Linked DNA regions of Homo sapiens: region 1 is linked to region 2. A link is an interaction called in ENCODE POLR2A ChIA-PET data of the cell type or tissue named here. Cell type or tissue: PC-9. All regions are shown on one strand. Each heading gives the region's core, and the rest is flanking DNA. Links, peaks and the distances in the headings are about the cores only.

Region 1 (5,335 bases), core at 336-5,335, 53 kb before region 2:
GCCAACTGCACTCCAGCCTGGGCGAGTGAGACCGCACCCTCCCCGCTCCCATCTCTTAAAAAGAAGAGTCAAATCTCAGAAGGGAATTGGAAAAATGCAAGACCAACTTTTAGTTGTGCTGCAGAAGAGAAGCAGCTGGGCAACAGGTGGAGAGGATTTGGGTTCAAGGAAGTTGTTTTGTTTGTATGCTGATGAGAACTAACCTCAAAAAGTGGAGGAAATTGTTGAACTAGGAGATAGAAGGGCAAGTGCTGAAGAAATGTTTTTAAGTAGGCCTCCAGTCACGTTTCCTTCCATTCATTTTCCTGAGCCTGCCCCCAACAATTTAAAAGGGACATCTGATCATGTTCAACTCCCCTGCTAAAACTTTCAATAACCCCCCACTACCTTCTGTAAAAACTTACAATTTAACCTGGCATACAAGACATTCCATTCTTTTTTGTTTTTTTGAAACAGAGTCTCGCTCTTGTCACCCAGGCTGGAGTGCAGTGGCGTGATCTCAACTCACTGCAACCTCCACCTCCCAGACTCAAGTGATCCTCTGTCCTCAGCCTCCTGAGTAGCTAGGATTACAGGTGCCCCCCACCATGCCCGGCTAATTTTTGTACTTTTAGTAGAGATGGGGTTTCATCACGTTTGGCCAGGCTGGTCTCGAACTCCTGACCTCAGGTGATCCACCCGCCTCATCCTCCCAAAGTGCTGGGATTACAGGCATGAGCCACCATGCCTGGCCATTCCATTATTTCTTTAAAAATGTATGGGGTACCAGATGTATGTAGCACTATGGTAGGTGCTGGTTATAGTTAACAAAACAGGCTGGGTCACCATCTTTGTGGAACTTATGGTGTAGTTGGAAAGATACGTAAATAAGCTTGGGAGATTTGCTATAGGACAGGAAATACTAAGCAGTGTTTGGATGCCACTGGGAATAATTCAGAAGGAAGGACACAGATACTATAGTAGAGACATGATCAAAAGAATTAAAGGCCTTGAGAAATGAGAGGGGATGATGAGACCCAGAGCATGTGGGGAGTGACTGAGTTTTGTAGGAGGGATACTTCAGTTGTAACTAGAGAGAAAGGTTGAGTGATGGAGTAGATAGATTTATAGATGGTGGGATGATGAATTCCATCAATGGTTTTTCAATGAAATGTGAAGCAAGATCCTTAGCTAGATGGAGAGGAGAATATTAAATGGTCATTTCAGAGTATTAACAAGAAGTTACAGTTGTTGCTTATTTCTTACCTCCTACAGCTTCCTAGTTGTTGTTTTACACTTCTGAGATTTTGATTTAGTTCTCATTATTCTTTTCTGGCAAATTTCTACTTGTTCTTCCAGACTTATCTAGGCCATCACTTTCTATGTCACCACACCTGGTACCTATCTCACTTCCACTATTAAAATACACTTTAGTTTGTATTTGTTTCCCCTACAAGACTAGTAAGATTCCTGAAAAACTTGGCCTGTGTCCCTAGTGTCAAGCGGGACATTTAAGTAAGGATTTTTGATAAATGTTTAACAGACATTGTCTGTGGAATCTACAGCTAGAATTTATCTGATATGGAAGTGCCAAGGATTAATCAATCCCTAGAATGAAGCAGCTCATATGACATCTGTGCCCTTTTAAAAATGGCACTGTTTGGCTGTGCTTGTTGTTGTCAATGCAGAGTGCTCCTGCACCATTGCTGTATGGACACACCACCACGTTGGCTTTCATTTAGTCTTTTTGTTTTATTCAAATGTCAAAATGTAAGTTCCAAGATACAAATTATGTTTGATTTAAAAACATCGACTATGCTTTGTTAACAACTTCCAAAGCCAAATGTAAGTTGTTGTGACTAAAATGCCTCCCCAGTACATTTCTGGAGGATTAACCTTAATATGTTTAGCAGCTAGTCTGATTTCCACTCTACAAAAAGGAAAATGATGCTATAAGGGAAAGATAATGAACAAAGTTATAATATGTAAGACTTCCTGGGAAGAACTTGAACCATTACTAGGGAGACCAAGGAGAGGTGTTTCTGTTCCATACTATAGCAACCAGCCTTAACACTCTGTAATACAAAGTGCATTTCTGGTCCTACCCAGCCATAAATACCATACATCCCTTTTATTAATTATATCAAAGAAAGCCCAACTCTTCATCAACAAGATTTAGAATTTCCTAATAGCTTTAGTTTTTCCCTAAAAAAAACTGTGTAAAAGGAAAGCTCGAGTCTATAAACCAAAAAAAAAAACCCACAAATATTTACATGTACTCTGATTTAAACAATTTCAAATGAGATTAAACTGAATGAATATAGAACTTGTACCACCATTATAGAAGGAAAGAAAAAAAGCTTAAAAGGTACCCAAATATTTTAATATTTATGGAATTAAATGATACAATTTTCATTAAGACCCCAAATATCCCACCACTTTTTAGCTTTGCTGTATAATGAAGGTTAGTAACTTATATGTTAGTGTGAACACATTTACTTTGGCTGATAGCAAAACATAGATTTTTTAAAATGTTCTAAGAAGCCAAAGAATTAGACCAAAATGTTCAGCACCAAAAAACAAAACAAAAAAACTAGCTCAATACTTCAGGTTAAATACACAATATCAAGAAATTTTATTTAGGTCAGCACATGGCTGTTACTATGACTGATACTGCATGCTATTTCTAGAATTAGATATGTATCTTTCTGGCTGGATGCGGTGGCTCATGCCCGTAATTCTAGCACTTTCAGAGGCCAAGGTGGCCGATTGCCTGAGCTCAGGAGAGACCAGCCTGGGCAACATGGCGAAACCCCGTCTCTACTAAAAATACAAAAAATTAGCCAGGTGTGGTGGTGCACGCCTGTAGTCCCAGCTACTCAGGAGGCTGAGGCATGAGTATCGCTTGAACCTGGGACTCAGAGGTTGCAGTGAGCCAAGATTGTGGCACTGTACTCCAGCCTGGGTGACACAGCGAGACTCTGTCTCAAAAAAATAAAATAAAATAGATATATAACTTTCTGAAGATTTAAGCCAGACTTCAATTCCATGTACTCACCCATAGTACTAAAATGGATTAAAGATGGTAAATAAGGCCGGGTGTGGTGGCTTACGCCTGCAATCCCAGCACTTTGGGAGGCTGAGGCCAGCAGATCACAAGGTCAGGAGTTACAGACTAGCCTGGCCAACAGGGTGAAACCCTGTCTCTACTAAAAATACAAAAATTAGCCAGGTGTGGTGGTGCGTGCCTATAATCCCAGCTACTTGGAAGGCTGAGGCAGGAAAATTGCTTGAACCTGGGAGGCGGAGGTTGCAGTGAGCCAAGATCGCACCACTGCACTTCAGCTTGGGACAGCGTGAGACTCCGCTCAATTAAAAAAAAAAAAAAAAAAAAGATGGTAAATAAATCAGACAACTTGGTAAGAAAATGGCCTTTTTTACAGAACCAATTGGGAAGTTAGTGTCATGCATTAGCAGATAAGACTAGGAATACAGCTAAACCAATTATCAAAATATAGTTCTTCAGGGTATTTTTCAATGAAATGTTTAACTACTTGAAAACTACCTGGTCCAATTTTTTGTTTTCGCCCTGAGACGGAGTCTCACTTTGTCGCCCAGGCTGGAGTGCAGTGGCACAACCTCAGCTCACTGTAAACTCTGCCCTCCGAGTTCAAGCGATTCTCCTGCCTCAGCCTCCCGAGTAGCTGGGATTACAGGCACCTGCCACGGCACCCAGCTAATTTTTCATATTTTTAGTAGAGATGGGGTTTCACCATCTTGGCCAGGCTGGTCTTGAACTCCTGACCTCGTGATCCACCCGCCTTGGCCTCCCAAAGTGCTGGGATTACAGGCGTGAGCCACCACGCCCGGCCTACCTGGTCCAATTTTTAAGATGAATAAAATTCCAATATTTTCAGAAACACATGTGGGTAAAAAAGGTAACACTAAAGAATGGTATCTCAATATTCAATTTTAAAGAATTTATTTTCCCATTTGTAGAGTAACATTATTGTAAAATCTACAGTTATCGCAATACCTGCATTGCTTAAAAGAATTCCTAAGAATTTTGTTAAAGCATATTTTTTTTAAAAAACTGAACCAAAATAATGTACATTTTATCTCTAAACATTGTGTCATTAAAGTCCATATAACATCTTCCGTAAAATCAATGTGATGTTACAATTATATACATGATCTGATTCTTCTCCTAAAGGCTTCTCTGACCATGTATGATATCCAAGATAGATCCAATGCCTTTAATATCAGACTGTAGAGACAATTATGATCCTAAACAAAAGAAGGAAAAGCTGTATATACAAGACAGCAATATGACAGTTTAGCTGTTTGCAGCATCTGCTTGGCGGGGCCATCCTTCTTCTTCAACTCCAGAGTCATACTCCTCTTCAGAGGATTCTTTTGTTGGAGCCCTACAATGAAAAGCCATGTTTGTTTTTTTAAAATAAAAAATGGAGGTAAACATGATCTTTAAAATCAAAACAGCAAAGTAACCTCTCCTAGCTAAGAAAGCCACGATAATAGAAAATATTAGGAGCACTTTTAATATTAAGACGGCTTAGGCCGGACACAGTGGCTCACATCTGTAATCCCAGCATTTTGGAAGGCCGAGGAGGGCTGATCACTTGAGGTCAGGAGTTCGAGACCTGCCTGGCCAACATGTTGAAACCCCATCTCTACTAAAAATACAAAAATTAGCCGGGTGTGGTGGCACACACCTGTAGTCCCAGCTACTCAGGAGGCTGAGGCAAGGGAATCGCTTGAACCCAGGAAGTGGAGGTTGCAGTAAGCCGAAATCATACCACTGCACTCCAGTCTGGGCGACAGAGCAAGACTGAGTCTCAAAAAAAAAAAAAAAAAAAAAAGATTGCTTAGTAATATGGGAAACAGACTATACAACCAAGAGTTGCAAATAAACTTCCCAGCATTTTCCCTGACAAATTTATTACTGGGAGAAAAAAAAAAAAAAAAAAAAAAAAGGACAATATGGCTTCAATTGTGAAGGCTTAAAAAATCCTCTTCTCCAAGAAAGTATCATCTGTTATTTCAACTCAAATGCTGGAACTTAGCATATGTATATGGTAAAGAAGCTATTTCTGATCACATCCGTCTTGTCTCGAACTAGTAAAAATGATAATTCAGGTCACCACAATTCCTTTAAAAGCCATACGTCAATGTCATTAAACAATAAAAATAAAAGATTATATCTCTCTGGATAACTAAGGTTGTTCAAAACACATCAACTGCCTCTAAAGTTATCTTGGAACACAAGCAAACATAAAACATAACATACCTTATGATTTGAGTTAAACAGAAACCTAGCTTTTGTGTAGGTAACATT
Region 2 (5,379 bases), core at 177-5,176:
CAAAATTGGGGATGCTACTGGCATATTGTGGGTAGGGGCCATTGATGTTCTATGTCCTGCAATGCCTGGCACTGTTCTGCATAAAGAATCTCTGTGTTCTGAACAACTTTCACATATCCCACCACTCATTCATGTAGGTAGAAAACCTGTTTAAAGTGATCAGAGCTTTGGCCGGATGCAGTGGCTCACACCTGTTATCCCAACAATTTGGGAGGCCAAGGTGGGTGGGTTGCTTGAGCCTAGGAGTTCGAGACCAGCCAGGGCAACATGATGAAACCCTGTCTCTACAAAAAATACAAAAATCAGCTGGGCATGGTGGCACACGCCTGTAGTCCCAGCTACTCAGGAGGCTGAGGTGGGAGGATTGCTTGAGCCTGGAAAGTCAATGCTGCAGTTAGCCGTGAGTGTGCCACTACCCTCCAGCCTGGGCGACAGAGCAAGACCCTGTCTAAAACAAATTAAAAGATCAGAGCCTAGTATCTTTTACATGGCTTTAACCATATACTGAATTTTTCAAGAATGCAACTACCATATAAATTGAGCTAAGATTATACTTTGTTTAGCTCAGAACAATACCAAGAATTGTTCCTCGTCTCAGGAAAATCACGTTTCTACAACACCATTACCCAAGGACTGTGAATGCCAGAATGATACCTCTGTATCCATCAGCACTTGTAGCGGTCATGTTTATGGTGACCCTGGATTTAAATGCAAGTAGTTAACTTCTTGGTTTGTCTTCTCGTGTCAATGTGCCAAAGCATTTAGATATGGGAATACACACTATTTTGTATTAAAATTTAAAAAATTTATCCTTTGTTTTATAGTTAGGACCATGCACATATACATTTGGAAATTATAGGTAGTTATCTATAAATGTAACTTCAGAATAATAAAGTAGTATTAAAAATTCCTGTAGCAAAGAGGGAGCCTTGGTGTGATGGGTTGGGACCACTGCTGAGGGCTCCATATCTCTGCCAATGTCCAGAGTACTGTGTGTCTTGTCTGCCCTGAGGTCTGTTGCTCAACTTTTTAAGAGTCTAAAGTAGTCCAGGATCCTTCCAATACATTCTGTCCTTCTCTGCGTTTTGTTTTGTTTAGGCCAATTACCAAGCTATCTTCCTTCCTACTCATTTTCCAAAGACAGGCCCCTGATTGGTCTTTGGCCTCTAATCTCTCCCCATCCAGTTCTGTTCTTGAAGCCAGCTCTAGATCACCCTTTCTTGTAAAGCCCCCTCAGTTCCCACTTCTATATCTTTACCCATGCTGGCCCCTCAATCTGGAACACCCTCACCTCCACATACACAATCCCTGCCCATTCTTTAAGACCAGGGGTTCTAACCTTGGTTGCAAATTGGAATCACATGGGGAGGTTTTAAACTATGCATGCCCAGGCCACATCTCAGACCAATTAAGTCAGACTCTCTGGAGGTAAGACTGAGGCATCAGTATTTTTTCAAACCCAGTCAGGTCATACCAATGGGCAGCCAAAGCTGAGAACCATTACTTAAGCCCCAGCTGGAAAGCTGCTCCCTCAAGTAGCCATCCATGGTCACTCCCACCTGGGAGGTATCTACCATCTATTAGAGTCCACAGCCCCTTGTCTCCTATTTTAGCTGCATTTTTCTTTTCTTCTTCTTCTTTTTTTTTTGAGACAGAGTCTTGCTCTGTTTCCCAGGCTGGAGTGCAGTGGCGTGAACTCGGCTCACTGCAACCTCTGCCTCCTGAGTTCAAGCGATTCTACTACCTCAGCCTCCTGAGTAGCTGGGATTACAGGCGCACGCCACCATGCCTGGCTAATTTTTGTATTTTTAGTAGACACAGGGTTTCACCATGTTGTCCAGGCTGGTCTCGAACTCCAAACCTGAGGTGATCCATCCACCTTGGCCTCCCAAAGTGCTGGGATTACAGGTGTGAGCCGCCACACCTGGCCTTAGCTGCATTTTTCTATCTTGTTTGTCGCTTATTTACATGTCTTCACTCCTCCTCAAATGATGGCTCCATGGTGGTAGGATTCAGATCTGTACCATCGTTATGTCCTAGAGGTCCTGGCACTGTGCACAGTACAGAAAAGCCTGAGCTTGGCCAGGCACGGTGGTTCATGCATGTAATCCCAGCACTTTGGGAGGACGAAAGAGGTGGTGGGGGTCAGGAGTTCAAGACCAGCCTGGCCAACATGGCGAAACACCATCTCTACTAAAAATATAAAAATTAGCCAGATGTGGTGGTGCACGCCTGTAATCCCAGCTATTCAGGAGGCTGAGGCAGGAGAATCACTTGAACCTGGGAGGCAGAGGTTGAAGTGAGCTGAGATGGTGCCACTGCACTCCAGCCTGGGTGACACAGCGAGACTCCATCTCAAAAAAAAAAAAAAAAAAAAAAGAAAGAAAGAAAAGAAAAGAAAAAAGAAAAGCCTTAGCTATTACTGCATAGTTATGCCCACCTGGGTGCTCAGCCAACCCTGTTGCAGACCCAGGGGCCCCAGGGACCCAGACAGGCTTACCTATGACAATCAGCTGGGCAACCTTGGACTTCACAGCCCCAGCATCACTCTGGGCCTTGCAAAAGTACTCCCCAGCCTGGTGCTGCTGCAGTTTCCTCAGCACCAGCTTGCTCTCATGCTTGTAGAGGGAAGGATCCAGCAATGTGTCATTATGATACCTGCAAGGGATGGAGAGGTAGAACCTGAATGGGCAGTGGGAGGGCAGGTATTCCTAGAAAAGTGCCAGGAGCAGGCAGCCAAGGAGACAGATGATGAATGGGTTCCCACAAATGTCAATATCACCTTTGACTTGGCTCATCCAAGAGCACTAATTGGCCTGGGAAACAAGGAGCTTGGTTCTAAGTCCCAGCCCTACCACGTACCTGGCTGGGGATGCTTGGACAACCTCCCCCACCCCATCTCACCAATCTGTACTTCAGCTTTCTGGTCTATAAAATGTCAGCAATGACTTCTAGCTGACTTCACAGGACTGTTGGATGGGTCAAATAAGAAAGTGGCTATAAAATGTTTGTGAAGGATAAAGGACTCACAGCCATAAGGGATTCTGCCCTTGTTTGCATTTTTTTTTTTTCCTGAGATGGAGTCTTGCTCTGTCGCCTAGGCTAGAGTACAGTGGCATGATCTTGACTCACTGCAACCTCCGTCTCCCAGGTTCAAGCGATTCTCCTGCCTTAGCCTCTCGAGTAGCTGGGATTACAGGCATGCACCACCACGCCCAGCTAATTTTTGTATTTTTAGTAGATATGGGGTTTCACCATGTTGGCCAGACTGGTCTCGAACTCCTGACCTCAAGTGACCCACCCTCCTCGGCCTCCCAAAGTGCTGGAATTACAGGCATGAGACACCATGCCTGGCCCCTTGTTTGCTTTTATTGGGAAAAGCAGGACCTAGGAACTTTGTTCTGTGTCCTGATGATATACAAGTCTGGACCCCAAGACCAGAGATGCTCCAGGGGACCACAGCTTTTTTTTTTTTTTTTTTTGAGACAAGATCACACACTGTCACTCAGGCTGGAGTGCAGTGGTGTGATCACAGCTCACTGCAACCTCCGCCTCCTGGACTCAAGCGATCCTCCTACCTCATCCTGCCGAGTAGCTGGTACTAGAAACACAAGCCTGCAAACCTGGCTAATTTTTTGCATTTTTTATAGAGACAGGGCTTTACTATGTTGTCCAGGCTGGTCTCGAGCTCCTGGGCTCAAGCAATCCACCTGCCACAGCCTCCCGAAGTGCTGGGATTACAGGCGTGAGCTACTGTGCCCGGCCAAAGGGTTCCCCCAGCTTTGAGGGTACAATGAGAGAGCTTGCTGGTTGTCTGGCTCCCAACCCCATGGCTCCCATTTGTAAGTCCCAACATCCGGGCTCTGTACCACTGTCTTACTTGTAACTTTATTCTGTTGGTTATTGTTCTTATTAATAAGTCCAGACCCAATGCAAGAAGCTCTGGTTTCCAGGAGGAGAATTGGGCAGGGTAGCTAGCAGAATACGCACCAAAAATACTTGTCTGGCCTGGGCTTCCCTGTGGCCTTACAGCACAGAGACACGCTCTGCCCAGCTCTCCGTGCTTTTGTCTCAGGGTTCATCACCATGTATGGAGTCTCTGGGACAGAAAATGAGAAATAGCATTTTGGGTTTTTGTGTGTGTGTGTGACAGGTTCTACAGAGCCTAGCTCCCTCAGGGTCTTTGATGTTGTGAAAATTATAAGGCTTCACCCCTACCCCCAGCCCATCTCCATTGGTCCTAAGGGAATTGGTTCAGAGTGGAGTCTATCCTTCCACACCCCCAATCCTGGGACCTCTCCCATGGCCTGTCAAGCAGCATCTGGGTGGGTCAGTGGTGAAACAAGGGGACCTTGTGTCAGCCAAGATTCCAAGCACTACCTTTGGGACAGAACTGACTGTTTTAAATAGTGCAATATTCATGTTCTGCTGCCCCTGGCAGAATTTTCTGGCCATCCTGCACCATTTCTGAACTTCCCAAGCCTTTCTCTCTGTGACCTGCAAACCGCACACTATATTGTATTGACCGTTAGATAAGGTGGCCAGGGAAGACCTCATACATTTGAGGGAGCAAGCCACGCCAATATCTATGGGAAGAACATTCTAAACAGAATACATGCAGCAAGCACGAAGGCCCTGAGGCAGGAATGTGCCTGTGTGTTTGAGGAACAGATAGGAGCCCATTGCAGTTGGAGTAGAGTGATTTGGTGTAGAGCGAGTAACAGGAGAGGAGAGCAGAGAAGAAATGGAGGGCCAGATAATATAGTGCCATGTGGGCCATGGTAAGGATTCGGGGTTTTACTCCAAGTTAGCTGGGAAGCCAGCTTTTAGCACTATAATCCCTTTATTTAAAAATCTGGACCTTCTCACCAGCCCTACCCCAAAGAATTTAGTTACCTGCCCTCACAAACTCTGCCTTGATGGTGGCTGCCTTCAGGCTAGTCTTGGGCATTGTGAGTACAATGGGGGCAAACTTGACCTTTGTGATCTTCAGGATGCTTTTGCCATCAGGGCACAAGCCAGGGATTCGGAATCTCCCATCACTGTCTGTCTGGGTCAGCAGCTTCGGCGTCTTGGTCAGGAGGTAGATAGCAGCCCCTGAGGCTGGGGCACCTCCGGGAAGGGAGACAGCCCCATGAAGCATGAAGTCCTGGCACATGCAGGCATCACAGTCAGCATTCACCTGGCCCATTGGGCAGGTCAGGTCACAGGCTGTGGAACAAGGGGCCATATCAGCAGGGATTCTATGGATTCTGGCATTCCTTCAGCCACATCACAGATCACTTCCTCTCCTCCTTGGCCTTTGCTACCCTCCCTTATCAGCCTGCATGACTAACTCCCACTCATCCTTTAAAACTTATCCCAAGGCCAGGCGTGGTG

The links. ChIA-PET counts read pairs that join two places held together with the same protein. Peaks named below come from ENCODE experiments on the same cell type or tissue, not always from the same donor. Only the 100,000 strongest peaks of a DNase experiment are listed, where the experiment ranks them.
Region 1: POLR2A ChIA-PET joins it to region 2 with 11 read pairs; 2 of 35 experiments call an interaction of 5 or more read pairs at or near these places.

The regions. Positions count from the first base shown.
Region 1 is chr15:65,146,508-65,151,842 of GRCh38, forward strand. It overlaps CLPX (caseinolytic mitochondrial matrix peptidase chaperone subunit X), which reads right to left. Exons shown (of 14, transcript NM_006660.5): 14 at 1,712-4,406. The coding sequence ends at 4,316. Among named protein-coding and RNA genes, the nearest start is that of PDCD7, 15 kb to the left of the region's middle. In PC-9, for the core only: no CTCF peak of the experiment used is centred there; no DNase peak of the experiment used is centred there.
Region 2 is chr15:65,199,372-65,204,750 of GRCh38, forward strand. CILP (cartilage intermediate layer protein) reads right to left here. Exons shown (of 9, transcript NM_003613.4): 6 at 4,897-5,211; 7 at 3,991-4,099; 8 at 2,501-2,658. Among named protein-coding and RNA genes, the nearest start is that of CILP, 9.4 kb to the right of the region's middle. In PC-9, for the core only: no CTCF peak of the experiment used is centred there; a DNase peak (open chromatin) is centred at 2,760.